Regions from separate parts of the Homo sapiens genome. Here regions 1, 2, 4, 5 and 6 are each linked to region 3. Evidence: chromatin contacts called from ENCODE Hi-C or POLR2A ChIA-PET data. All regions are on one chromosome and are shown on one strand. The core of a region is the stretch at or near the end of the contact, and the rest is flanking DNA. Distances in the headings are between cores, read along the strand shown.

Evidence for each region. A loop is a pair of places that touch in the nucleus more often than their neighbours do. ChIA-PET counts read pairs that join two places held with the same protein, here RNA polymerase II (POLR2A). Pooled maps may share reads with other maps.
Region 1: a loop to region 3 is called in a map of CD8-positive, alpha-beta T cell, with 15 times the contacts of the local background. The contact joins the promoter of PRUNE1 here to the promoter of GOLPH3L in region 3. A Hi-C loop is called at or near these places in 5 of 168 maps with a recorded cell type or tissue (CD8-positive, alpha-beta T cell, PC-3, ascending aorta and 1 more), 3 of 37 single-sample maps with no recorded cell type and 16 of 50 pooled maps. POLR2A ChIA-PET finds 5 or more read pairs at or near these places in 10 of 52 experiments (A673, AG04449, CD4-positive, alpha-beta memory T cell and 7 more).
Region 2: a loop to region 3 is called in a pooled map, with 4 times the contacts of the local background. The contact joins the promoter of GABPB2 here to the promoter of GOLPH3L in region 3. A Hi-C loop is called at or near these places in 8 of 50 pooled maps. POLR2A ChIA-PET finds 5 or more read pairs at or near these places in 3 of 52 experiments (PC-9, Panc1 and activated naive CD4-positive, alpha-beta T cell).
Region 4: a pooled map shows a loop between it and region 3 (4-fold over the local background). The contact joins the promoter of CIART here to the promoter of GOLPH3L in region 3. A Hi-C loop is called at or near these places in 1 of 168 maps with a recorded cell type or tissue (naive thymus-derived CD4-positive, alpha-beta T cell) and 6 of 50 pooled maps. POLR2A ChIA-PET finds 5 or more read pairs at or near these places in 1 of 52 experiments (WTC11).
Region 5: a map of gastrocnemius medialis shows a loop between it and region 3 (4-fold over the local background). The contact joins the promoter of CERS2 here to the promoter of GOLPH3L in region 3. A Hi-C loop is called at or near these places in 3 of 168 maps with a recorded cell type or tissue (ascending aorta, gastrocnemius medialis and naive thymus-derived CD4-positive, alpha-beta T cell), 3 of 37 single-sample maps with no recorded cell type and 13 of 50 pooled maps. POLR2A ChIA-PET finds 5 or more read pairs at or near these places in 13 of 52 experiments (A549, A673, CD4-positive, alpha-beta T cell and 10 more).
Region 6: a pooled map shows a loop between it and region 3 (9-fold over the local background). The contact joins the promoter of PIP5K1A here to the promoter of GOLPH3L in region 3. A Hi-C loop is called at or near these places in 7 of 50 pooled maps. POLR2A ChIA-PET finds 5 or more read pairs at or near these places in 3 of 52 experiments (Caco-2, WTC11 and activated naive CD4-positive, alpha-beta T cell).

Annotation. Positions count from the first base shown.
Region 1 is chr1:151,006,799-151,010,808 of GRCh38, forward strand. PRUNE1 (prune exopolyphosphatase 1) reads left to right here and starts at 1,651. Exons shown (of 8, transcript NM_021222.3): 1 at 1,651-1,873. The coding sequence starts at 1,835. It overlaps MINDY1 (MINDY lysine 48 deubiquitinase 1), which reads right to left and starts at 104. Exons shown (of 10, transcript NM_001376665.1): 1 at 1-104. RefSeq lists enhancers at 1-9, 1,502-2,044, 2,045-2,585, 2,241-2,290.
Region 2 is chr1:151,068,349-151,072,441 of GRCh38, forward strand. GABPB2 (GA binding protein transcription factor subunit beta 2) reads left to right here and starts at 2,413. Exons shown (of 9, transcript NM_144618.3): 1 at 2,413-2,586. It overlaps MLLT11 (MLLT11 transcription factor 7 cofactor), which reads left to right. Exons shown (of 2, transcript NM_006818.4): 2 at 1-1,196. RefSeq lists enhancers at 1,928-2,862, 2,286-2,495, 2,863-3,797 and silencers at 2,696-2,775, 2,806-2,965.
Region 3 is chr1:150,694,969-150,698,631 of GRCh38, forward strand. It overlaps GOLPH3L (golgi phosphoprotein 3 like), which reads right to left and starts at 2,186. Exons shown (of 5, transcript NM_018178.6): 1 at 2,024-2,186. HORMAD1 (HORMA domain containing 1) reads right to left here. Exons shown (of 15, transcript NM_032132.5): 15 at 3,092-3,663.
Region 4 is chr1:150,280,344-150,284,307 of GRCh38, forward strand. It overlaps CIART (circadian associated repressor of transcription), which reads left to right and starts at 2,211. Exons shown (of 5, transcript NM_144697.4): 1 at 2,211-3,290; 2 at 3,462-3,537. The coding sequence starts at 2,925. It overlaps LOC124904414, which reads right to left and starts at 1,839. Exons shown (of 2, transcript XM_047438213.1): 1 at 1,318-1,839. The coding sequence starts at 1,673. C1orf54 (chromosome 1 open reading frame 54) reads left to right here. Exons shown (of 6, transcript NM_024579.4): 6 at 492-573. RefSeq lists enhancers at 1-249, 1,086-1,195, 1,277-2,477, 1,516-1,595, 1,952-2,893.
Region 5 is chr1:150,972,569-150,976,624 of GRCh38, forward strand. It overlaps CERS2 (ceramide synthase 2), which reads right to left and starts at 2,267. Exons shown (of 11, transcript NM_022075.5): 1 at 2,051-2,267. RefSeq lists enhancers at 485-1,416, 1,374-1,518, a cis regulatory region at 1,446 and silencers at 1,622-2,111, 2,132-2,571.
Region 6 is chr1:151,196,217-151,200,176 of GRCh38, forward strand. PIP5K1A (phosphatidylinositol-4-phosphate 5-kinase type 1 alpha) reads left to right here and starts at 2,336. Exons shown (of 16, transcript NM_001135638.2): 1 at 2,336-2,865. The coding sequence starts at 2,781. It overlaps LOC124904419 (a long non-coding RNA gene), which reads right to left and starts at 2,309. Exons shown (of 2, transcript XR_007066620.1): 1 at 2,235-2,309; 2 at 1,891-2,124. RefSeq lists enhancers at 2,434-2,633, 2,734-2,813.

The DNA.
Region 1 (4,010 bases), core at 401-2,900, 310 kb after region 3:
TTTGTGATCAGCAGAGAGGGAGCGAGAAACAGGAGAGAAAAACAACAGACCCTTTCTCTTCCCTCTGCCTGCCTCTAGAAGGGACGGAGCGCTTGTGCCTCTCTGGTGAGAATAGGGAAGAGCAAGTGCCCTTGCTAAGTAGGGAGGAGAAGGGCTGGACAGAAGCAGCTTGTTGGATCTGGGCTCTCTCTCTGGGTATGGCAGTCCTTTGCTCTGGATCCACAGAAGCAGGAGCAAAGAGCACGATATTTGCATGTATTACTCAATTAATGTTAAAAACAAACAAACAAACCCAGCTCTTTTCCCTCTGGAGCCCTCCAGAGAGCTCCTTTCCAAGTCCTTGCTGTATCATTTTTAAGTCTAGAAATGAAACTGGTTGGGTTGTGCACCTGGTAGAGTGCAGAGGGTGTGGTAGAAGCCCCAGGCTCTGGGCGCGATGGCTGACGCCTGTAATCCCAGCACTTTGGGAAGCCAAGGCGGGCGGATCACAAGGTCAAGAGATCAAGACCAACCTGGCCAACATAGTGAAACCCCATCTCTACTAAAAATACAAAAATTAGCAGGGCATGGTGGCACATGCCTGTAGTCCCAGCTACTCGGGAGGCTGAGGCAGGAGAATCGCTTGAACCCGGGAGGTGGAGGTTGCAGTGAGCCAAGATCCTGCCACTGCACTCCAGCCTGAAGACGGAGCAAGACTCCGTCTCAAAAAGAAGAAGAAGAAGAAAAGAACTGGCAGAGCAGGCAGGAGATCCAACACGCCTGTGCTCTGGATCTTGGTTCCACTGCAGGCCTCTCATCAGTCACCTCCTCTCGATTTACAGCTGGGGAAGCAGGAAAAGCTGGTGTGAGGCTGACGGTAGGAAATAAAGGGATAGATAAATAAATGAGGGAATTTTTGATGATGAGTGTCCATTTATTTGCAGTACCTGCACTACTCTGCGGCTGGAAAGTGGCAGTTAAGGGAGGTTGGAACCTAACTCCACATTCTGAAGGGTTCCCTAAACTCTATGTACAGGGCCGCCACAGGATGAAATTTCAAGCAACTCTAAAGGCTGAAAGAGCAATTGGAACAATTAGGGTGGCAGAGAGCAAAAAGCCAAGGTTACAACCGTCCAAGAAAGGAAGAAGATATTTGCCGAGGCTGTAGAAAAAAACAGGCTACAGAGTTGCAAAGGGAGAAGCAGCAGGAGTTGGCAGGAGACTGTAGGTGTTAACAAGAGGGGTCAAAGATTATTCTAATGTTCTCCTAACATGAACAACCACAAAATTGGTGGCGACTGAGTCAGTTTGGTAAAGGGCAGAATTTGTAGAAAGAAGATGATCTGTTTTGCCAAGTGTCATTTAAAATGTCACCAGATGCTCGGTGTGATATATGTAAAGATGTTATACTTGGCCTGATCTGAGAGGGAAAGTTCAGATGCCACAATAATGGGTTACTGTGACACATACACATTTGTTTACCGAACGACTGATCCCTCAGAAAACAATCCTTCCCTCGGTTGCTAGGGACATTGCGGAGTTGCGGGACTACGTTTCCCACGTCGCCCCACGCCACGCCCCCTTGGCCTCGCCGGAAAGACGTCCCAGGAGCCTCTGGGCGTAGAGCCCCGCCTCCGCCGCTGGGGGCGGGGCGACGCCGGACTCCGGAGCGCCCGCTTACGCAGTTCCTCCCGGGGTCGGAGGCCGATTCGCCGTGTGGCGGGTTCGAGTCCCGCCTCCTGACTCTGGCCTCTAGTCCCTGAGTCCCGGGCGGGCTGCATTCGTCGGGGAAACCTCTCCTCGACCAGGGGCACCTCTACTCGACCAGGGGCGACGGCGTACTTTGGGCTTCATCATGGAGGACTACCTGCAGGGTTGTCGAGCTGCTCTGCAGGTAACGAATCCCTGTCTGTGACTGTAAGGAATGGAGCACGGGGTCCAGGAAGGACGAAGACGTGGGATCTGGGGGAGCCTCGACGGTCCGTGTGGAGGGAACACTGAGTTGTGGGGAGGGGGGTTGGGGCCTGATCAGTTTTGGGGCATGAGGAGCGAGGAGCGAGAAGCCAGTTTAGGAGCGTGAGAATGCTGCTTGTTCAGTCTCCCGGTTTTTGGCTCCCCGCCTTTGGGGTCCGCCTGAGAGCGGGGAGAAGTCTTGGGTCTGAATCCTGCATTTGAGCCTCTGCTTGCTGTCATCTTGGTCAGTTCCATCAAAAAAACCAGGACTGTGCCGCCGCCAGCCTAGCCCCGCGAGGTGTGTTTATTCTTTTCTCCCCGCCCCTCTTTGAGTTCTCCGCTCCCAAGGCTTCGCTTGGCCCACTGGCCTCCAGGTGAACCTCGGGGGTGTGGAGGGAACCGGTGCTCACGGCCTTATTTCCTCCGAATGGCAGTTTCTGTCTGGCGGGCTGAACTCATTTCTAGGTTAGAAGTAGTCACAGTATTTTACTTTAAGTCAGTGTTTTTAAGCCAAACATACAAAATCCATCAGGCATATTTGTTGACCCACAACCAGCATTCCTTTGCCTCCAGGTTTCTCCTTTGGCCTTAACGCACACAAATGACATAAAAATTCTCCACTTGGAAGGGATAAGCACAAAGTGTGTTTGGAATCAAAACCATAAATATGACTACTCAATGCTTTGTGGCTTATTTTTGGTGCTCTCTGACTCAGTTGGACTCACCCAGCCATGCTGAGCCGTCATGAGGCATTAGGCTGTTATCCCCAGTTAGCAGCAAAAAGCTAACCAGAGACAGGCTCCAGGAGGTCACCCGGCCCCTCTACTTTGAGTTATACTGCCCTGAAGAAACCTAGATAGATGGCTTGCTGAGCTTTCCTTTTTAGATATCTTAAACTCTACAAATTCCCCTGAGGGACAGATTCTGGTCTTTAACAAATCCTGAAAGTCACTAATTCCTGCTGCAGACTCAGCTGCTGGAATAAATGAATTGTCTTCATATTGAATTGGGGAGAAGGTCCATTTTAACACCAATTACATAGACATTTTCCTTGTGAAAAACAAATTTGGGGAGTTATTTCAATGCATAAGGCCATTTGGAACCAATCCCTTTTTGTTACCTCTGAGTCCACCACAGGGCGCTTATTGGAGGACTAATGTAGAGTTTTTGGGGCACCGTTCTAAGTGCTAAACAGTTGGATTTTACCCCCCAGTAACCCAAATGACTGGTCTCTTCCACCATTTGGTAAAGTGCCCTTGGACCTGAAACCTCACCAAATAGTATTTCTTTGCATGCATCTACTCTCCAGCATATATCCTCCAGAGCCTCCCCCGACCCCCAGGTTAGTAGTATATTCTCTATTTTTATTTTGTATTTGTTTATTTATTTTCAGCCAGGGTCTCACTCTGTTGCCCTGGCTGGAGTGCAATGGTGTGATCACCTCCCCGGCTCAAGTGATCCTCCCACCTCAGCCTCCCGAAAAAGCTGCGACTATAGGCAGTGCCACCACGCAGGGCTAATTTTTTGTATTTTTATAGAGACAGGGTCTCGCCATGCTGCCCAATCTGGTTTCAAACTCCTGGACTCAAACAATCCCCCTGGCTTGGCTTCCCAAGGTGTTGGAATTACAGGTGTTAGCCACTGTACCCAGCCCGAATAGTATATTCTCTACAGCAATATGAAGCTGGAAAAATACTTGATTTTTCCAATACTGCTGGCATCTCGACCTTTCTCTCCCTGCATTCATCCCCCAAGGAGCAAGATCTAGATCTTCCTTTCAAACTTGTGAACTTGTGAAAGGTGAGATTGTGTCTTAGAGCTTGCATCATCACATAGCCTCTCCAGGGCCTGGAGAAATGAGAAAATTAGACTCTAGGAAGGTTAACAGGGGAACTGATGGCAAGACATACTGGTAGATGCCAACAATTTAAATTGCTTTAATTTTTTTTTTTTTTTTTTTGAGATAGACTCACTCTGTCGCCCAGGCTGGAGTAGGCTCACTGCAACCTCCACTTCCCGAATTCAAGCGATTCTTCTGCCTCAGCCTCCTGAGTAGCTGGGATTACAAGTGTGCGCCA
Region 2 (4,093 bases), core at 1,163-3,662, 370 kb after region 3:
AGTGGGCACAGTTCTTCAGCTACATTGAGACCCTGAAATGAACAATTATATTCTGACTCGACATCTTGTCCCCAATCCTTCCAAAAATATTGATGGTGATTTGTGCTACCATTTACTCGTTTATTTAATAAAGACATTCAATCCCAGGACTGGAGTCTAATTTTCTCTCTTCACAAGAAAAGCCACAGAAATCTGAGAAATTAGCCTTGCTTTCACACTTAGCTTATACATCTTTTTTTTCTTTTTTATTTTTGAGACAGGGTCCCACTCTGTCACCCAGGCTGGAGTGCAGTGGCGGGGATCACCGCTCACTGCAACCTCCACCCACCAGGGTCAAGGGATCCTCCCACCTCAGGCTCCCAGGTAGCTGGGATTACAGGCGCCTGCCACCAGGCCTGGTTAATTTTTGTATTTTTCATAGAGACGGGGTTTCACCATGTTGGCCAGGCTGGTCTCTAACTCCTGACCTCAGGTGATCTGCCCGCCTTAGCCTCTCAAAGTGCTGAGATTACAGGCGTGAGCCACTGAGCCCGGCCTCATTTTATCTTTCTATAATAATATTCAACTTAGAGGAAGAATGATTTGAGTAGCATTTAGACATTAGATGGTGAACTTCGCATTGAACAGATAATGAAAGGGCAAAATCAACTTAAAATTAGAAAAGTAGTTAGGGAGACAGGTACAACCACTCTTCTGCTTGCCCACTGACTACCAACATTATATTTCAGGTAATAATTCTCCTAGGTGCCTAAGAAGATAAACGAATTCACTCAAATATGTTATCTGCTTAACTTCTGGTTTTTGTGTGCCTGCTATAGGAAAGCACTGAGCCAAACAGAATGTAAACGGGAATGAGACAAGACTCCAACTCTCAAAAGAGAAACTGTAAATACCAATATGGATAGGACAGAATTGGGCAGTGTACTATAAATAAGGATGACACTATACCCTAAATAAGGATGATCTAGAGAAGTCCCCAGGTGGGAGAAAAAAAGACAAATCCTCCCTCTAGGCCATGAAAAGCCCACATCTAAAGACGGTCCCAGTCTAACGAAGAATGGGGCCAGGAAGGATAAGTAGTGCGTCCTTTTCTATTTTTACTGAGTTTTGAAGGGCCCCTTCAGAGTCCTTCAGCCATGGCAATTGGTGGGTGGAGACAGGGATCAACTGTTTGGTAAATAAAGTGACTAAATGGATTTGCAAACTCATGCTCCATCCTCTTGCAGGCCTCCAAAAAGAAATGACTCAGGCCGGGCGCGGTGGCTCACGCCTGTAATCCCAGCACTTCGGGAGGCCGAGGCGGGCCAATCACTTGAGGTCAGGAGTTCGAGACCAGCCTGGCCAACATGGTAAAATAAAACCCCATCTCTACTAAAAATACAAAAATTAGCCCAGCGTGGTGGCGGACGCCTGTAATCCCAGCTGCTGGGGAGGCTGAGGCAGGACAATCACTTGAACCCGGGAGGCAGAGGTTGCAGCGAACCGAGGTCACGCCACTGCACTTCAGCCTGGGCGACGGACGAAGCGAGACTCCGTCTCAAAAAAAAAAGGCCGCGCGCGGTGGGTCACGCCTGTAATCCCAGCACTTTGGGAGGCCGAGGCGGGTGGATCACGATGTCAGGAGATCGAGACCATCCTAGCTAACACGGTGAAACCCCGTCTCCACTAAAAATACAAAAAAATCTCCGGGCGTGGTGGCGGGCGCCTGCAGTCCCAGCTACTCCGGAGGCTGAGGCAGGAGAATGGCGTGAGCCCGGGAGACGGAGCATGCAGCGAGCCGAGATCGAGCCACTGCACTCCAGCCTGGGCGACAGAGCGAGACTCCGTCTCAAAAAAAAAAAAGAAAGAAAGAAAAGAAATGACTCAGTTATTTGTTTCACTGTTCTCACTGACAGCTTGGCTCTGGGGTCCTTACATTCGGCCTGTAACTGGAAAAATGTGTCCATCAGGCACCAGAACCCAATGCACAAAGCCAGGAACGTCCCAAACAGCTGCAGCCGAGGTTGGGATAAGGAAACGAGGCTTTCCTGTCAAACTAAACCTGGCCGCCCCGGACCCCGAAGAAGCAGCCAAGAGTTAAGACGCAATCTGCATGACTGACGCACGCTCCGAGTCTCCCTCAGCAGTTCGCCAGGTTCTTGGCGCCAACACCAGACCTAGGATCCGTCCCCTGCTGGAACTATTCAGACGCGCAAGATACGTAACCAGCAGTCCTCCGCCCCGTTAAATAGTCCTGCCTAGCATGCCTCGGTGACGCACTTTTCCACCTCAGAAGTGCCTCAGCAGAAAGGCGATGAACCTCGGGGGTGCATCATCTTTCTGTTAGAATGGGAGCATGAGTTTTCTGATCATTTTCCCTTCACAGATTCCTCCGCCAGAAATCTTACTCGCGGCGCCTTCATTTCCGGGTCCGCCATTTTGTTGCCTCTGTTTCTCCACGAGGGGGGGTTAAAGGCCCCCAAAACATGCACACATGAAAAGGGCAAAAAGTAACCGTCCTTGACAGGGAGTCTTAACTAGAGAAGGAAACGGGACTAAACTGGCGGGCTCCGTGGAAGCGTGGCCGGCAGCGTCCCGGACGAGGAGGTGAGGAGGAAAGAAGAGATGTGTGGACTCCGGGGGGCGTCAGGGCTGGAAAGGAAAGTGCCGTGAGAAGTCACACCGCTTCCCAGCCCAGCCTCGGACTTCTGGGTGCAGACCTCGCGGCTCCCCGTCACTGAAGCGGGGGCAGCGGCGGGAGGGGGACGGGGAGGAAGGGGATGCTGTCGGGAGGAAGGGGAGGGGACTGGAAGGAGGTGAAGAAGGGGGTGGGTGTAAGACCTGGGGCTGGGGAGCTGGACCAAGGGAAGCCCAGGCCGCGGAGGTGACCACTAGGGGGCGGCGCGGAGCCGGGGCCGAGGCCTGTCGCCGAGGCTGAGTTTGGCCCCCTGCCCCAAATTGGTTCCCATCTTTCAGACAGACATTGGTGTGAGGAACTGTAGGGTTTATGATAGAGAGGGAAACGGCGACTCTCATTATCTGACCCAAATAATGACCTGAAAGATTACTAGTGAACTCGGTAATCTGAATGAGAGCAGTACGGGCCCCGCCTCTGCTTTTTTGCTCTTTTTTTTTTTTTTTTCAAAACTGAGTCTTGCTCTGTCACCCAGGCTGGAGTGCAGTGGCGCGATTTCGGCTCACTGCAACCTGCAGCTCACTGCAACCTCCGCTTCCCGGGTTCAAGCGATTCTCCTGCCTCAGCCTCCCGAGTAGCTGGGATTACAGGCGTGCGCCACCATGCATGGCTAATTTTTGTATATTTTTAATAGAGACGGGGTTTCACCATGTTAGCCAGGCTGGTCTCGAACTCCTGACCTTAGGGGATCCCCCCGCCTTGGCCTTCCAAAGTGCTGGGATTGCAGGCGTGAGCCACGGCTCCCGGCCTCGCCTCTGCTTCTTTCACAGTTGTTTGTACAGCTGGCCGCCCAGTGGGGACTTGAGCAATACTAAAAGAACCATAGATTCTTCCATTGCAATTCTTTCCGTTGGCTGTCTCCTGTTTTCACATACTTCCTTGAGCCAGAGGTCATCCCATTCCTCTCCCTTTTCCCAAAAGGGCTTTCTCTCTAGGGGGTCCCCCCCAACCCAACGTCTTTGGAAAAGGACAGTCTATGGCTTACTATCAACGATGTAACAAAATTTTGGCCATCCAAGACCATATTTTCATCTAATCACTTGGTCCACCCAATCCAGTAGAGATGTTCTTAGGCATGTATTTTCACACGTGCTTTGATGACAATAAAGAGAAAACTGCCCCATCCAGATTCTTAAATAAACAAAAGTAATTACTCTAATTATCTTGGATAATAGAGTACTTTGTTGTCAAGAGCTCAAGCACTTCATGAATTATTAAAACACACACTTATTGAAAGGTTTTGGCCGGGCGCAGTGGCTCACGCCTGTAATCCCAGCATTTTGGGAAGCTGAGGTGGGAGGATCCCTTGAGCCCTGGAGTTCTAGACCAGCCTGGGCGAAATAGGGAGACCCCTGTCGGTACAGAGAAAAAAAAATTATTTTTAATCAGCTGGGCGTGGTAGTGCCCACTGGTGGTCCC
Region 3 (3,663 bases), core at 936-3,435:
AAGAAAGGAAGGAGTAATGACCAGAAAAAAATGGGTGGGTAATACAGTATCTTTTCCAAAGTACAATAGCTTGGACTTCACAGATGGCACTGACAAAAGATCAAATGAGTAATTCTAAAGTCCAGTAGAAATGCTCATCTTTCAAGCCTGTTGACTTCTTTTTTTCTTTTTCTTCTTCTTTTCTTGAGAGGGAGTCTTGCTCTGTTGCCCAGGCTGGGAGTGCAGTGGTGCGATGTTGGCTCACTGCAACCTCCGCTTCCCAGGTTCAAGTGATTCTTGTGCCTCAGCCTCCTGAGTAGTTGGGATTACAGGTGTGCGCCACCATGTCTGGCTAATTTTTGTATTTTTAGTAGAGATGGGGTTTCACCATGTTGGCCAGGCTGGTCTTGAACTCCTGACCTCAAGTGATCTGCCTGCCTGGGCCTCCCAAAGTGCTAGGATTACAGGCATGAGCCACCAGGCCCGGCCAAACCTGCTGATTTTTTCTGCATAATCTATAAAGAAGGAGTGAATATCCACCATTGTCACTCCTCTTTCACAAAATGGATCCCAAGTTAAGTAAGATGGAACAACAAAAAATTGTGAGCATCCAGCCCCAAAATGCATATAATAATTTGTATCTAATTTCTATAAACGTTCCATGGTACTACATTATAAAAAAACACAAAAAATAGAAAGTAAAAAAGAATACGAAAAACTAAATAGAAATACATGTTCTATATTTCCTTCCCATACCCTAATGACTCATTTCATGTACTCACTTTGGAGATCACAAGTCTAGACGATAACATTCAGAAAATCATGTGTAGTAATTCCACAGTCAGTAAACTTAGCAGCTCTAGTCCTAGCTAGCCATATCTTGCAAATACACAAGGAGCTGCAAACAAAAATTACTGGCAAGAGAGTGTTGAAAGATTAACAAATTTTCTCAATTTAAAAAAAAAAGTCAAAGAACATGTCTTTTATTCTATGTACTACGGTCAAAAGAAACTGCACTAAATCATTTGTGATAAAGTTTATAGTTAGCATACTTTATTTTATATAAATCTAGATATCAGTTTTTAAGATAATATATAACAAATATTTTAAATCAGCAATTATATAAAGGAGTATCTTTTTCAAGATCAAAATAATGGTATTTAAGAGTTGCTATGACTGGACTCGTTTCTACTCCTCTAGCAATATTTCCCATTGCTCCTAATAAGTAGTGTTGCCAGACTTTTTCTCAAAAATGTCTCATGCTTTCTTTCTGCTTCTGCTCCTCTGTACTTGCTGGGGTCTTCACCCTTTTCTCTTCCTCTTTACATTCTACCCATTCTTTAAAGGCCTTGTGAAGGCCTTTAAGTGACCTCCTCTTTTCTATTACCTATGTGTCTCATGGCCACTCCCTCAGCTGTTTCACAGAGCTTTATTTATACTCACTTCCTTTAAAGTATTTATTATAGTCTTTCTCTTGGTATAGCTGTCTCTCAACTGTAAACTTCTTAAGAACAGGGATATTGTCTTCTTGGGTTTATATATTCTCCATAGCAACTAGCACTGTCTTTAACATTGTTATTGCTCGATAAATTTATATTGATTAAAATGAATACTCAGAAGTGCATGTGAACATTTAAAATAGAAATACAAATGAAGTGAGCTACAAAAGTTTTTTTGTACAAGGGTATATTTCAAATATAATTTGTTATGGGAGGTGGGAAGAAAAGTGAAGGAGGAAGAGAACCATGAAATAAATTCTTAAGCGCACTAAGCCTATCTGGCACTGTGAATAGGGACTATTTCCTAAACCAATCCAAGAAACTTTAAACCTTCGCGGGGCAGGGGGGGAGGGGGAGAGGGGGCGGTTTCTTTGAGAAATTAGTTTCATCTGCACATTTACTAGTTAAAAATCCTACTTGAAAGAAAACAAATGGCCCAAATGAATACAAACCTTTCCCTCCCATAAAATAATAATTTTAAAAAATAGAGGTTTTTTTTGGTGGGGGGAAGGGACGTTAGGAAATGTAATTTTCTCGTTGCTTACCTGATGTTACTCCTGGGTTATGGCTGGACGCAGGCTGTAGCTTGTGCTGTATTTTAGAAGGACACCTGTTCTCCCCACCCCACCCCCGTCCTAGTAGGTGAAAAACTTAGCCACGCAGAGAGCACAAACTTCCTGATCCTTCGATGCAGAGAAGGAATAACACATCAGCTTCCTCAGGATCACTAGGCAACCTACCTTGGTGTTTCTTCATTGCGCCAATCAGAAATCACCAAGGTTGAGTCCCGCCAATCGGAGCTCACAGGGGGAGGCTCTCCCCCAGCTATTCTGTTGCGATCCAGACAAACACCACCAAAAGGAGGCAGGTTTGCGTTCAACCTGACAGCTGGTCAATCCAATGAAGGAACCTTGGTGGAAGAGAGGAAAGAGGGCTGCGCTCCCCACCCCCATTAAACCAGCCAATCAAAGCGCTGAGTGAGCTAACATGGGCTGCCAATCTCGAAAGGTTTCTGTGGGTTAATTTCAGCGTAGCAGGTGTGTTGCTGTAGTAGCGTATACTGGGACAATTAAGTGAGATGTGTTGGGATCCAAGCAATACAGCTAAAAATAAATAAATATTTTTACATTGGTTGTTTCTGACAGTCAGTTTATCCTTGACTTGACTGTTCCAGAAAAACATGATCTGGGTCAGTTTGTGTACGTTTATATGGTTTACCTTAAACAGGATGAATACATTTCTACCATCGCATATGTACCAGCATTCCCTATAGCGCTTATTACTGACAAACCCATGGATGTGTATGTTTTTGGAATATGGCTGCTGAAACTACAAGCGGCAAACAGACCAAGTTTTAAGTCTTCCTTTTTCTAAAGCAAAGAAAGCAGGCAAGGCTGGAACTAGCTCCCAGGTTTCTCATTAAAAGCACAGCATTTTTCATACTACCACTCAAAAATTCTAGAAAGTGTGCTCAACTCTTCTTGCAAAGTAATAGCTACCGAAATCATCTAAAAATTAGTATTCCCTATCCCCCCATCCTCCTACCAGCCTTTCAAATGAATGAAGCCATATTTCCTGCTACTTAAATAAAAATTAGAAGCGATAAAAGGGCCTACGTACTGAACAATATTTTATTTATGCTGCAAAAAATGCCATACTTTAAAAATCAGTCTTTTTGTCCTGTAAAAAAAAGCATAGTAAAGGTAAAGCACCAATTCTTAAATTGTACATTATATATTAAAATGTTAATACATTATGTCAAAATATTGAAGAACATTGTTTTAATAACAGCACAATGACAAAAGAGCCAGTTAAATGGTATAATTTTAACATAAGTAAAAAGTGAATCCATACCAAATTTTAATACCAAAGTAAACATTACTGTTTAGAAAAATGGCATTAGAGGGCCTTAACAGTTAGTATATATTTAAAGGAAATATTAAGTAGGTAATGAACAAAATCAATTTTGAAATTTTACTTATTACCGAATCAATTATGACATTTGTACTTTTGCTTTTATTCAAAAGTTCTATTGGATTTATCTCAAGATTAAGGACCACAATATGACAGTCAGCCAAAAACTTAGTTTTAGTGTACAAACTGCTTTAAACTACATATACATCTTCAGAGTTAGGGAAATATAATATAGGGTCCTTCAGTTTAAATGGTGAGAAGAACTCTGCAA
Region 4 (3,964 bases), core at 961-3,460, 410 kb before region 3:
AACTAAGAGGACTTCAGGATCTCCTAGAGCAGATAGATGATGGGGTTGGGGGAATACTTCTCCAAGCTTCCAAAATGTCTGAACAATCAAAGCTAGTTCCAGCCTGGCCACGTTTCAAGTCATGGCGAATGCCAGAGGGCAAAGTGGGTGGGTCTTACAACCTGGTAGAGTCAAGAGGCAAAGTTCAGAGGCAGAACGGATGGCGGTTCTCTGATGTATGGCAGGGCGGTGGGAGAGAAGGGAAGAGAAAGCCGTATTATAGGAAAAGAATTTTTAAATTGGGATGCTAAATAACCATTGATCATAGAGAGATTCAGCAGGAGGTGAAAGGACTGTGGAGGAGAGGGGTACACACACATCTTTCCCAGGAGCTATCACAGAGCAATCCCAGCTCAGAATATCTGGGGAGTTTCCATAGAGTGTGGGGGGCATGAAGGGGTTTCTCGGGTCTCCTGACTCCTTTTATTTTCTTTCTTTCTCTGCTTTTTTAGGTGGAAGAAGGCTGCTATGACTCTTTGGATGGGAGTCTGGCAAGAGGAAATTGGAAGATAAAATAAATAATAAGTGAAATAATCTGGTTACCATCTACTCCTTCATGAGTCTGTTCTAAAGTCACAACTAAAGAGAGCGCCAGGATTTAGAGGCAGCAAGCGTAGATTGGAAGGGGAGGTGGGTGACAATTGAATTAGAGGGCATTATGGACTGAATAAACCTGCAGTTTGGAGAAGACTGGAGAAGGGCACCCACAGACAACAGGTTTATTCACAGTCCATATTGGTAATTCTCTTGTTTTATTTTATTAAGTATGGTGTTGAAACAGTGTGCTTGGGGAAACGAGGTTGAGGTTTTAGAATCTTTTTTTCTTTTTATAAGAATAAGCACATTGTTAAAACATAAGGTAAAATATCAAAAACTACTTAGAATAGACTTAAAATATTCACACCTACCCACCCCTACCCACACCTCTGTCCAACAATGTGCCTTTTGCAGTTGGTAATTATGGCAGGGACAAACTCACTTAAATTTTTTTTTAATTCGCTATCCTCGGGACCCTAATTAGAATTGGGCTGCCCCCTTGCGGTCTCTCCGACGTCCTATCTTCAACCAGCTCACAGTCCTTGGGCCCTGCTCTCCTCTCCATTGTACTCTCAAAATGCAAGGCGCAACGACAATAGTAACGTCCCAGTTACTTCTGAGACTCTCTAAACTCTGGACTTGCCTCCCTCCCCTCCTTCAAAGTCTTTCGAATCTTCTCCAGCGGACAAATGAAGGGACTGAAGCTGGACAAAACCATAACCTAGGAGATCAGGGACCTACCCCATTCTGTTCCCCGTGCTTGGAATCAGATAATTTAGGACGCCGGGCCCGAGAAGCCTGGATAAAAAAGTCAGGAAAAACTGAGTTTCGTTTTGACCTCTAGCGTCGTGGCGGGCTGGCATCTGAGCTGGTAACGTGCGTGGTAGGTTATGTAAGAAAAGGGATGGAGGAGCCGCCCCAGCGGGAGCCAGAAAGGACGCGGTGTTCTCGGTTGCAATCCCCACCCTCCTCACCCAGCAGGGCAGGAGGCACCCAACTTGGAGGAGAAAGGGGTGGGGGAGGTGAAACAGAGACCGGAGAGTCACGAGGGCTGGGCCGCCGAGAGCAGGAGAATATACCGTGTCACACACCTCCATTCTCTCACACACGTTGCAGACACAAATCACTGACGGTTTCCACGTGCTGCGCTCGTGAGCGGAGGTGTTCAAAGAGGGGGCAGATGAGTTACTTCCCGAGACGGAACCGGGGGTCCCACGTCCGCCGCCTTCAGTAGCACAACCAATCTCTGAACACTCAAACCGCGCATCTCTGGCGCATCACCATCCTATTTAAGGCCACGGGCTCCGCCCTTTTCCTCCCCTCCCTTCTTTTCCACTCTTTTTCCATCCTCCTCCTTTTCTCATCACCGGGTCCTCTCCAGCAGCCGCATGTAGGGGAGGAGCACGGAATGCTTCCCTTACAGCCAATCATCACCTGGCTGCCTCTCTACTGGCTGAGCCCCTTTGTACTGTAGCAAATGGGCTATGGACTTCAGTAACTAGAGTCACGTGTTACCGGCGACACAACCAATGAGGGCGCGAGATCTGTGTAAGCAGGGGGAGGCACGTGCCGGGCCGCACGTGTCTGGGAGGGGGGGGAAGGGGCGGGGCCCACTGAGAGAGGCGGAGGTGGGTAGATAGACCCGGAGAGACGGCGAAGGAGCTGGAAACCGAGCCAGGGCTGAGCCGGCTGACAACAGGTAAGGAGATTCGGAGGACAAAGCGAGCTGTTAGGGAGTATTTGGGAGTGGATTTGGGGGCTGAATGCAGATCTTGGTATTGGGAGGGTTTGCATCACGTGGCAGGTGCGAGCCCAGAGAGACCGGCGCAGGGATCCTGATCTTGAAAGATTGGGAGAGGGCAGGAGGCCAGTCTCTATGGGGGCGGTTCCCGTAGGATCACCAGGTGGGTTCGCGTGCCCAGATTGACTGCTTGTGGGTGGCATGGCCTCAGGTGGAGAGGCTTGCTGCGGACTCAGGCTGGCGAATAGCCCTGGCGAACAACGGGCGGAGGGGAAGGTGTCTTTCAAGTCGGTATTTACTCTGAACTGAGGGAAGAAAAGAACGGAGGCCGCGTCAGACCGAGAGCTGCTCTGCGGCGGCCAGAGAGGGAATCCCAAGCTCTTAATGGGCGGGGGTGGGGGTAGAAATGTCTTTTTCTATTGTGTTTGAGACCGGTAATATTGGGGAGGGGGAGAACAAGTATTATCCCACGCAGTACACCCCAATCTCCCAGTTCATTTCCTAATCCTTAAACTCTGGTTTCAAACTCCCTCGCTTTGCTCTTCAGTTGCAGGTTCCGATCTTTGGGTACTCCAGGAGCTGTTCTATAGCCCCTGCTTCTGGACCTATGGATTCTCCATCTAGCGTTTCTTCCTATTCCTCCTACTCTCTCTCTTCGTCTTTTCCCACCTCCCCAGTGAACAGTGACTTTGGCTTCCCCTCTGATAGTGAGAGGGAGGACAAGGGGGCCCATGGGCCCAGGCCAGACACTGTTGGGCAGAGGGGAGGTTCACGGCCCAGCCCGGGTCCTATCCGCTGCAGGCATCGATCGAAGGTTTCCGGTAACCAGCATACACCATCTCATCCGAAACAGCGGGGTTCGGCTTCTCCTATGGCAGGATCTGGGGCGAAAAGATCAAGAGATGGTGAACTGGAGACCAGTCTAAACACCCAAGGTTGTACCACAGAGGGAGACCTGCTGTTTGCCCAGAAGGTAAGAGAAAGCAGGTGAAAGGAGATTCTCCTGGAGTGCCTTAGCACCCAGCTGGTTGATAAGGACCCTGTGAGGACAGTATTGACTCCCAGATTTGGAGGTGAAGGAAGAGCCACTGCTGGTGTGGGCAGTTTTTTGTCTTCTTACAGCCTTTGTCCTATTTTCCTACAGTGTAAAGAACTCCAAGGATTTATACCTCCTCTCACAGACCTACTCAATGGGCTGAAGATGGGTCGTTTTGAGAGAGGTAATCTTATTGTTGCATTCATTTGGGCTAGGTTCATTTCTCTTTCTCTTTCCCTCTTTTGACGTGTATTTCTCTGAAGTTCTTGTTTGGGGCCTATATTACTCCTTTTTTGCTACTATGACTTTATTATTATTATTATTATTATTATTATTTTGAGACGGAGTTTTGCTCTTGTTGCCCAGGCTGGAGTGCAATGGCGCGATCTCGGCTCACTGCAACTTCCACCTCCTGGGTTCAAGCGATTCTCCTGCCTCAGCCTCCCCAGTCGCTGGGATTACAGGCGCCCACCACCATGCCCAGCTAATTTTTGTTATTTTTAGTAGAGATGGGGTTTCGCTATGTTGGCCAGGCTGGTCTCAAACTCCTGACCTCAGGTGATCCACCCACCTCAGCCTCCCAAAGTGCTGGGATTACAGGCGTAAGCCAC
Region 5 (4,056 bases), core at 1,017-3,516, 280 kb after region 3:
GGGCCTTCAGGGCAGTTACTTGACTTCTTATGGAGAAAATCACATCTAGAAACACTTTTCCACCCAGACTTCACTCCCCCATACACATGAAGAGACATGGTATCTGTCTACGCTCTCTCTCACACACACCTGCCTTGGAGGCACAGATGCCACTTTCTGAGGCACAGGCTGGAGAGGGGCCAGAAGAGCAGGGATTTAACTGGCATTAGATTAGCAGGAACTTGAGCAGGACTCTGTCCAGCCCCAACCTTTGCCCCAACTCTGACTGACACCCCCACAAGACCCCTCTAGGTGGATGAAAGGAGCAGAGGATCCCCATGGGAGTTTGTAGATCCAAACGGCTGAGAAGGCAGAAGTTTCGGCCTGAGAGGAAGGAATTCTCTCAGACTCCAGGTGGTCAGTCTGACTGGCTCTCATAGTTTGGAAGAATAACTGAGGAAAATAGAAAGGAGTTGTTGACAAGGGAGGAGTGACAAAGGTCCCACCGGCTCCCTGCTTCCACTGAAGAAGTCCTGAATAGTCTTCCTTGTTGAAAACTTTCAGGCAACAGAAGCAGGTCATGTACTAGAAGTCTACAAGCCATGGATGGAGCCAATGAGAGGTGTGTTATCCCTCCAGGCTGCAGGATGGGCCTCAAAATAAGCCAGATTGTAAAAAAGAGGTGGGTGAGAGGCAGTCAGAACAGTAGTCCTCAGCCTCATCTGGCCTACAGCTTGTCTGCAAAGTCCCACCAAAGGCCTCCACGGACCAAAACACTGCATGAGACTATGGCCCCAGGGGCAGGGAGACGCCGGTGGGTTTGAGAGACAGCTGGGGCGGTGTTGAAGGACACAGTGAGGGATCAGCCAGCCTATGGCCAGTGACAGGGGTAAAAGGAGGCCCTTCCTCCCAGGGGAAAATCTGGCCAGAGGCCCCAGTGAGGGAAGTGGGGGACCAGGGGAGAAAAGGATCCCTCTCTGGAACAGACTGTGCAGATCACGGTATGGTCAGCGCCAGGTCCTCAGGGACAGGACTGCAGGCAAGTCCTTACCCTTAGGAGCCCCTTTACATGTGCAGCCACTCACACCCCGGTGCGGTCATCCCGACTCCGGTATGCGGCAGCAACCGCCACCCACCCCTGCCCCAGCACAGATATGGGGGTGACTGCCTGCTGGAGGCCTGCTCGGACTCACTTCTCCAGGAACAGGGGCTCACTGCATTCGCCACGATCCTCAGAACCCCCTGAACCTGGGCCTGGCAACTCAGGTGACTGAAACCAGGTTTTGATGCCAGGAGCTAGGCTTAGGGAGGGAGAGACTCCAACTGCAGGCTAAAGATGAGTGCTCTACACCTGCAGTCAACCCACTTGCCACGGGCCTCTAGTGATTAACAAGCTACGGCCCAGAAAGCCAGTTCCACCAGGAGCTCCCTTGCCAGCCATCCACACCTCATAACGGTATGCCTTAGCCCTACCGGGCCGGGGCAGGCGCTCCGGGCCGCTCCTTCCTGTTTCCCGTTAAGCACATGGAAGCTCTGACCTCGCCTGCGAGGTGGGCACGGTGGGCCGGTAGGAAGAAAACGGGGCAGGGCCCTCCCCTCTCCTCCCACCCAAGCCACAGGACGCGTCCAGGCCAGGGCAACCCCGCGGGCCGCTGCCAGGGTGGAGGCTCTCGCGCCAATGGTCACCAAGCTCCTCCACTCCCCAACAAAGGGAAGCCCACGGCTCGGCCCCGTCGCCCGCAGCCCCCGCGTCCCCACCTTCCGCCCTACCTGTTGCCCGGGAAAGCTTCTCCGGCTCAGGGCGGCGCTGCCGCGGACACCGCGGCGCCAGGCCCGCCGGCCCCGGCCGCTCCCTTGAGGCGCTGCGCCCGCCTTACCCGGCGGCCGCCGCCATGAGCGCCCGCAGCGCCCCCCGCCAGCGCCGCCTCCCTCCTCGCCCCGGCCCCGCGGCCTTCCCAGCCCGACCCCTCCGCGGCCCCGCGACAAAGCGGCACCCGGGGCTCCCAACTTTTCCGCAGCCCCTTCCCACCCCCGCGCGGGGCTCGGGCGCCGGGCGGGGGCCCCGACTCACCCGGCGGCAGCGTTGGCGGGGCCGGGGCCGCTGCTCCGTGTACTCCGTCTGCTCGGGTGGTTGCTCCGAGGCCCCGAGGCCTGGCTCCCCGCGCCTCTCCTCCCTCTTCCGCCCGCCCGCCGGCCCGCGCCCGCCCTCGCCCTCCCTCCTCCGCCAGCCGCCGGCGCCGCCGCCGCCGCCCGCCGAGCCCAGTCGAGCTGAGCCCGAGCCCAGCCGGGAAAAAAAGGCCGCGAGCAGCCCAAGGGCCGGGAGGCTGGGCGTGACGGGAGGGGAGGGCGGGGCGGGCCTCTGCGCTGCGGCTGCCCCTTCGCCCCGGCGCGGGAGGCCAGACCCCAACCCTCCGCTCCCGGCCCCACAGCCGCGTCCACGCCCGTCACCTTGCGCTAGAGAAACCGCCGACCTGGGGAGGCGGGTGCGGGCTCCTTCCGCCACTTCGGTCTCTTTTCGGGGTGGGAGGTCTCCCACTGGGACCGACACAGACGCACTGGATGCCGCGGGGTCCCGGGCTCCGAGCGGCGGTGTCCCTGTCCCCTTACTCCTACCCACCCCCACCCACCCCCAACTGCTGTGCGGCCCCCGGTCCCCGCCAGGGTGGGCACATTCCCACTTCCAGCCCCACGGGGCGCGGGCGGAGGAGGGTGCAGCCCGGGGATCCTGCCCAAGTGCCTCGCGCCGAAGCTGAAAACCTCTCCAGGGCAGACCGAAGCAGCCGACCCTCGAGACCCAGTCGGAGCCTGCGATCACTCGGGCGACCCTCGCCTACCCCGCCGTAAAAGCCGCGGCCTTTCCACCTAGGTGCTACGGGACCTACCCCCGTGGCAAGGAAGAGCAAACCCGAACTTGCGCACACCCGGCGGCCCTGTCTGAAAGAGCCACCCCAACTTTTGTTTTGTAAAATGTATGAGTTTTCAAATGACACCACGTTTATCCGTATTCGATTTCGTGTTAAAAAGTGTTTTCCGGCCGGGCGCGGTGGCTCACGCCTGTAATCCCAGCACTTTGGGAGGCCGAGGCGGGCAGATCACCTGAGGTCAGGCGTTCGAGACCACCCTGGCCAACATGGTTAAACCCTGTCTCTACTAAAAATACAAAAATTAGCCGGGCACGGTGGCTCGCGCTTGTAATCCCAGCTACTCGGGAGGCTGAGCCACGAGAATCGCTTGAACCCTGGAGGTGGAGTTTGCAGTGAGCCGAGATCTCGCCACTGCACTCCAGCCTGGGCGACAGAGTGAGACTCCGTCTCAGGAAAAAAAAAAAAAAAGTGTTCTCCCCTTGGCCTGGCGCCGTGGCTTATGCCTGTAATCTCAGCACTTTGGGTGGCCGAGGTGGGCAGATCACTTGAGGTCAGAGTTCAAGACCAGCCTGGTCAACATAGCGAGACCCCCAACTCCTTTATAAATTTAAAAAAAAAAAGTTTTCCCCTTGAGTCGTGTGGTAAAATTACTGTTTCAGAAGTAATTACTGTTGGAAGATGCAACATGGTTTTCCTAGAAAGCTGGTCTTAACTCCTAACGTGAACGAGTGGTGACTAAGATGTATTTGAGGGCTCCTATACAGGGAGAGCTGCAGCTTACTCCATGGAGAGGTACTTTTGTCAAATTTCTCACCTAGATGAAGTATTGCCTTTTTTATGCTGTTGCAATCAGAGCCTCTGACAGTAGCTTGTTTCCCCGTTTATCTGGTCAAGTACTCGTAGGAAGGAGTGCAACCCCCACTAATCCAGTTGGAGGGCCCATCCCTCATCTCAGGCCCTTTCTGGAGGGTAAGGAGGTAGAGGCTGTCCGACCCAACTGTTTGTTCTGCCTCTCTTTTCAGGGGGACCCGCAGCCCTGACACACCATGGGAAAGATGAGAGTGGTGGCCCCTAACCAGCTCCCAGGGTTTCTCTAGGCTTTTCTAAGCCCCAGGCCTGCCTGATCTCCCAGTTTCCAGCAACCCCTCCAGCTGTGTTTTTCTCCTCCCTCCCTTATTAGCATATCTTCCATTGTATCTTTCTTTCCTTTCTT
Region 6 (3,960 bases), core at 1,086-3,585, 500 kb after region 3:
TAACTCAGGAAATGGTAGCAATCCTATGCCTTTTCGGAAAACAAGGATAATTTATTCAACAAATATTTATTTATTGAATACCTATGAGCCAAATCCTGTGCTCAGTGTGCCCCTCACTAGTTCCTGTCCTGTTTAGTTGAGTGGAGGGTATAGGTACAGGGAATTATAAAATACTTCAACACAACAAAATTCCACTGCTGTGGAATTACAAACAAGATTTTGTCTACTTTCGGTGCCCAAAGGAAGACGAATAATCCAGCAGGTGGCAGCAGGGAAACAATTATCTTAGATCTTCATAAGGGAGGAGTAGAAGGCTGCAGTAAATGCATGGGGATTTTTTTTTTTTTTTTTTTTTGAGTTGGAGTTTCGCTCTTGTTGCCCAGGCTGGAGTGCAAAGGCGCCATCTCGGCTCACCGAAACGTCTGCCTCCCAGGTTCAATCAATTCTCCTGCCTCAGCCTCCGGCGTAGCGAGTAGCTGGGATTACAGGAATGCTCCACTACGCCTGGGTAATTTTGTATTTTTAGTAGAGACGGCGTTTCTCCATGTTGGTCAGGCTGGTCTTGAACTCCCGACCTCAGGTGATCCGCCCGCCTCGGCCTCCCAAAGTGCTGGGCTTACAGGCGTGAGCCACTGCGCCCGGCCTTTTTTTTTTTTTTTTTGAGACTGAGTTTCGCTCTCGTTGCCCAGGCTGGAGTGCAATGGCGCGATCTTGGCTCACTGCAACCTCTGCCTCCTGGGTTCAAGCGATTCTCCTGCCTCAGCCTCCCGAGTAGCAGGGATTACAGGCACCCGCCACCACGCCCAGCTAATTTTTTGTATTTTTAGTAGAGACGCGGTTTCACTATGTTGGCCAGGCTTGTCTCGTACTCCTGAGCTCAGATGATCCACCTACCTCGGCCTCCCAAAGTGCTGGAATTTCAGGCGTGAGCCACGGCGCCCGGCCTGCATGGGGATATTCTATGGATGTTCGGGTCCTAGGTTACTTTATGAGGACCCACAAGACATCTGGAAAGAGGATAACCAGGTCATTCTGGGGGTTACAAAACCTGTTTTTTTTGTTTGTTTGTTTTGTTTTGTTTTGAGACAGTTTCGCTCTGTCGTCCAGGCTAGAGTGCAGTGGCGCGATCTCCGCTCACTGCAAGCTCCGCCTCCCAGGTTCATGCCATTCTCCTGCCCCAGGCTCCCGAGTAGCCTGGGACTACAGGCGCCCGCCACCACGCCCGGCTAATTTTTTGTATTTTTAGTAGAGACGGGGTTTCACCGTGTTAGCCAGGATGGTCTCGATCTCCTGGCCTCGTGATCCACCCGCCTCGGCCTCCCAGAGTGCTGGGATTACAGGCGTGAGCCACCGCGCCCGGCCACAAAACCTGTTTTAATGGAGTTATTTCATGGGCCATGAGTTTGAGAGGATCTATCTGACCGACTCTTACCCCGAATGTTTTACCATTCCTCTTTATTTATTCATTCCACAGATAATTATGGAGCCCCTACTATGTACGAAGTCACTGGAGGAGCTGGAGATACAAGAGTGAACCAAACACAGTCCTTGCTCCCCAGAAGTTTTACAGTCTGCTCAGAGAGACTGGTCTTCCCACCAGGGTTCATAGCCTACGGGGTACTTTGTTAAAAACGAGCAGTTACTACGAAGACTACAATGGGAGAAATTTTTCTGTGTATCTCCATGCCCTTTGGAGCACAGATAATTGACAGTTGGAGGCTAAAGGGGTTGGGTCGCGGGAAGGTTGTGATAAGTCCCTGATAGCCTCCCGTGCCCTTTTTTGACAGGTCTTCACTGATTCATGCATCAAATATTTACTGAACTCCGTCACTGTGCAGTGCCTAACTTTGTGCTTGAGGCAAACAAAACACAGATCTATTTCGAATGCCATTCCGAGGAAGGTAAGACATGCACGCACGTTTAATCAAATAGTAAACAAGAGTAGTAAAACAGGAAAAAGACTAAGAAGAGTTCTTGGTGGTATTAAATGTTTTGTGATATTCGACACCTTAACGTCTCTGACTTGACACCAGTACTCCCGCAGAGAGTTCTTTCCTGGGTTAGGAATTTCAGAGGACTTGGCGGACCGACTCTTGTCCCGAGTTCAGATCACTCGACCCAGTCCTAGCAAAGAACTGAACCTAAGAGGACCTGCCGAGCCACCGTAGGGACTGTCGGCCAACCCGCGCGCGCACATCTTCCACCCGTGGACTCGTCAGGGCGTGAGGACCCACCTCACGTGACCATTAGCAGCCTCCCGATTGGTTTTGCTCCTTTTTTCTCCCCAATGAGTGGGCTGATGCCCCGAGAAGGTCGGGCGCATGCGCAGTGCTCGGATTTTTTGCTTGGCTACCCGGAGTGAAGCGGCCGGGTTGGGCGATTAACAGGCCGTGGTTAGGAAGGACGGAGAAGGGGCGTTCGCTCCTTTGGGACTTTTCATGCCTCGTTTTTTTTTCAGATGTGGCTTGGTCTGGGCGCAAGGTCCCAGCAGCCAGCTTAAGCTTACTCTTCTGTGAAAGGGGAAAGTATCCCCTGTGGAAAGCGGTTAAACTTGTGGAGGGGGTGCGGGACGTGAGTTCTTCCCCATGCCAGGCGAATGGTGTGGCCTTGAGCTGGTCCAGGAGCCGGCTCGACGTGTCTGAGGGAGGCCCCGGAGGGGGCGGGGAGGTGGCCCACAGAACGCGGGTTCTGTAAAGAGACGTTGGGAAGATTCGATTCCGAGAAGAGGAAGAACCGGATTGAAAGAGAGCCAGGCCGCTGAGGGGGAGGGGGCTGCTAAGATGGCGTCGGCCTCCTCCGGGCCGTCGTCTTCGGTCGGTTTTTCATCCTTTGATCCCGCGGTCCCTTCCTGTACCTTGTCCTCAGGTAAGCCCGGCAGGGCGTGGGTAGGGAGCTGGTGAGGAATATGCGATGGGAGGAAGAGCGAGACCTAAGAGGGTACCTGTAGCTGGGAATGTCCTACGTGTTACCGGTAAGTGGGCGCGAGCTGGGCTTTCAAATAGGGATTTATGAGCGGGCAGGAGTTTGAGGAAAGGATAAGTTTGATTAAGAAGTTGTCGAAAACTTTGGTTGTCTTTGAGGAGGACGGATGGAGATTGAAGGTGGGGGTAGGGTGGCCCGGCGCGGTGGCTCACGCCTGTAATCTCAGCACTTTGGGAGGCCTTGGCGGGCGGATCATTTGAGGTCAGAAGTTCGAGACGAGCCTGGCCAACATAGAGAAATCTCGTCCCTACTAAAAATACAAAAATTATCCGGACAGTAGTGGCGTGCATCTGTAATCCCAGCTACTTGGGAGGCTGAGGCAGGATAATCCCTTGAGCCTGGGAGGCAGAGCTTGCGGTGAGCCGAGATTGGGCCACTGCTCTCCAGTCTGGGCGAGAGAGTGAGACCCTGTCTCAAAAAAAAAAAAAAAGAAGTTGCGGTAGGAAACAAGAGAAACGGAAGGGAGTAGAGAAACTAAGAAAGTAAATGGAGGCCTAAGAAGTAGAGAGAACTACTTAGTGTGAGAGGCAGGTGGAATCTAAGTTGATTGTGGGCTAATTGGATGAAAATGTTGAAGAGAAGCCATGGGACTTAAAAGATATCGAAAAGTTATTGGACGCTTTCGATTTCTGGAGAGGTAGGGAATCGTGAATTTTGTTGGGTGGGCGGGAGTTGTTGAAGCCATCTTTTCCCTCAGATACTCCCCCCTAATGTGTCACCCCTTCTCACTTCGCACCCCCACCCTTAGGGCCGCACAGGCACACAGACACACATACATACTTTCTCAGACTAATTCCTTTGGTGATTCCCAACTCTAAACTGCCCAACTTTGGGAAGGAATGGAAATTTTGAAGAGAGTCTAAGGAATGTAGGAAATTAAGGTCAAAGACCTTAAAAACAGATGGGAAAGATGGAATGGAGTCTTGAATTGCAGTAGAGACTGCGAGAAGTGATGTTTTGGAAATTAGGCCTGAGAAG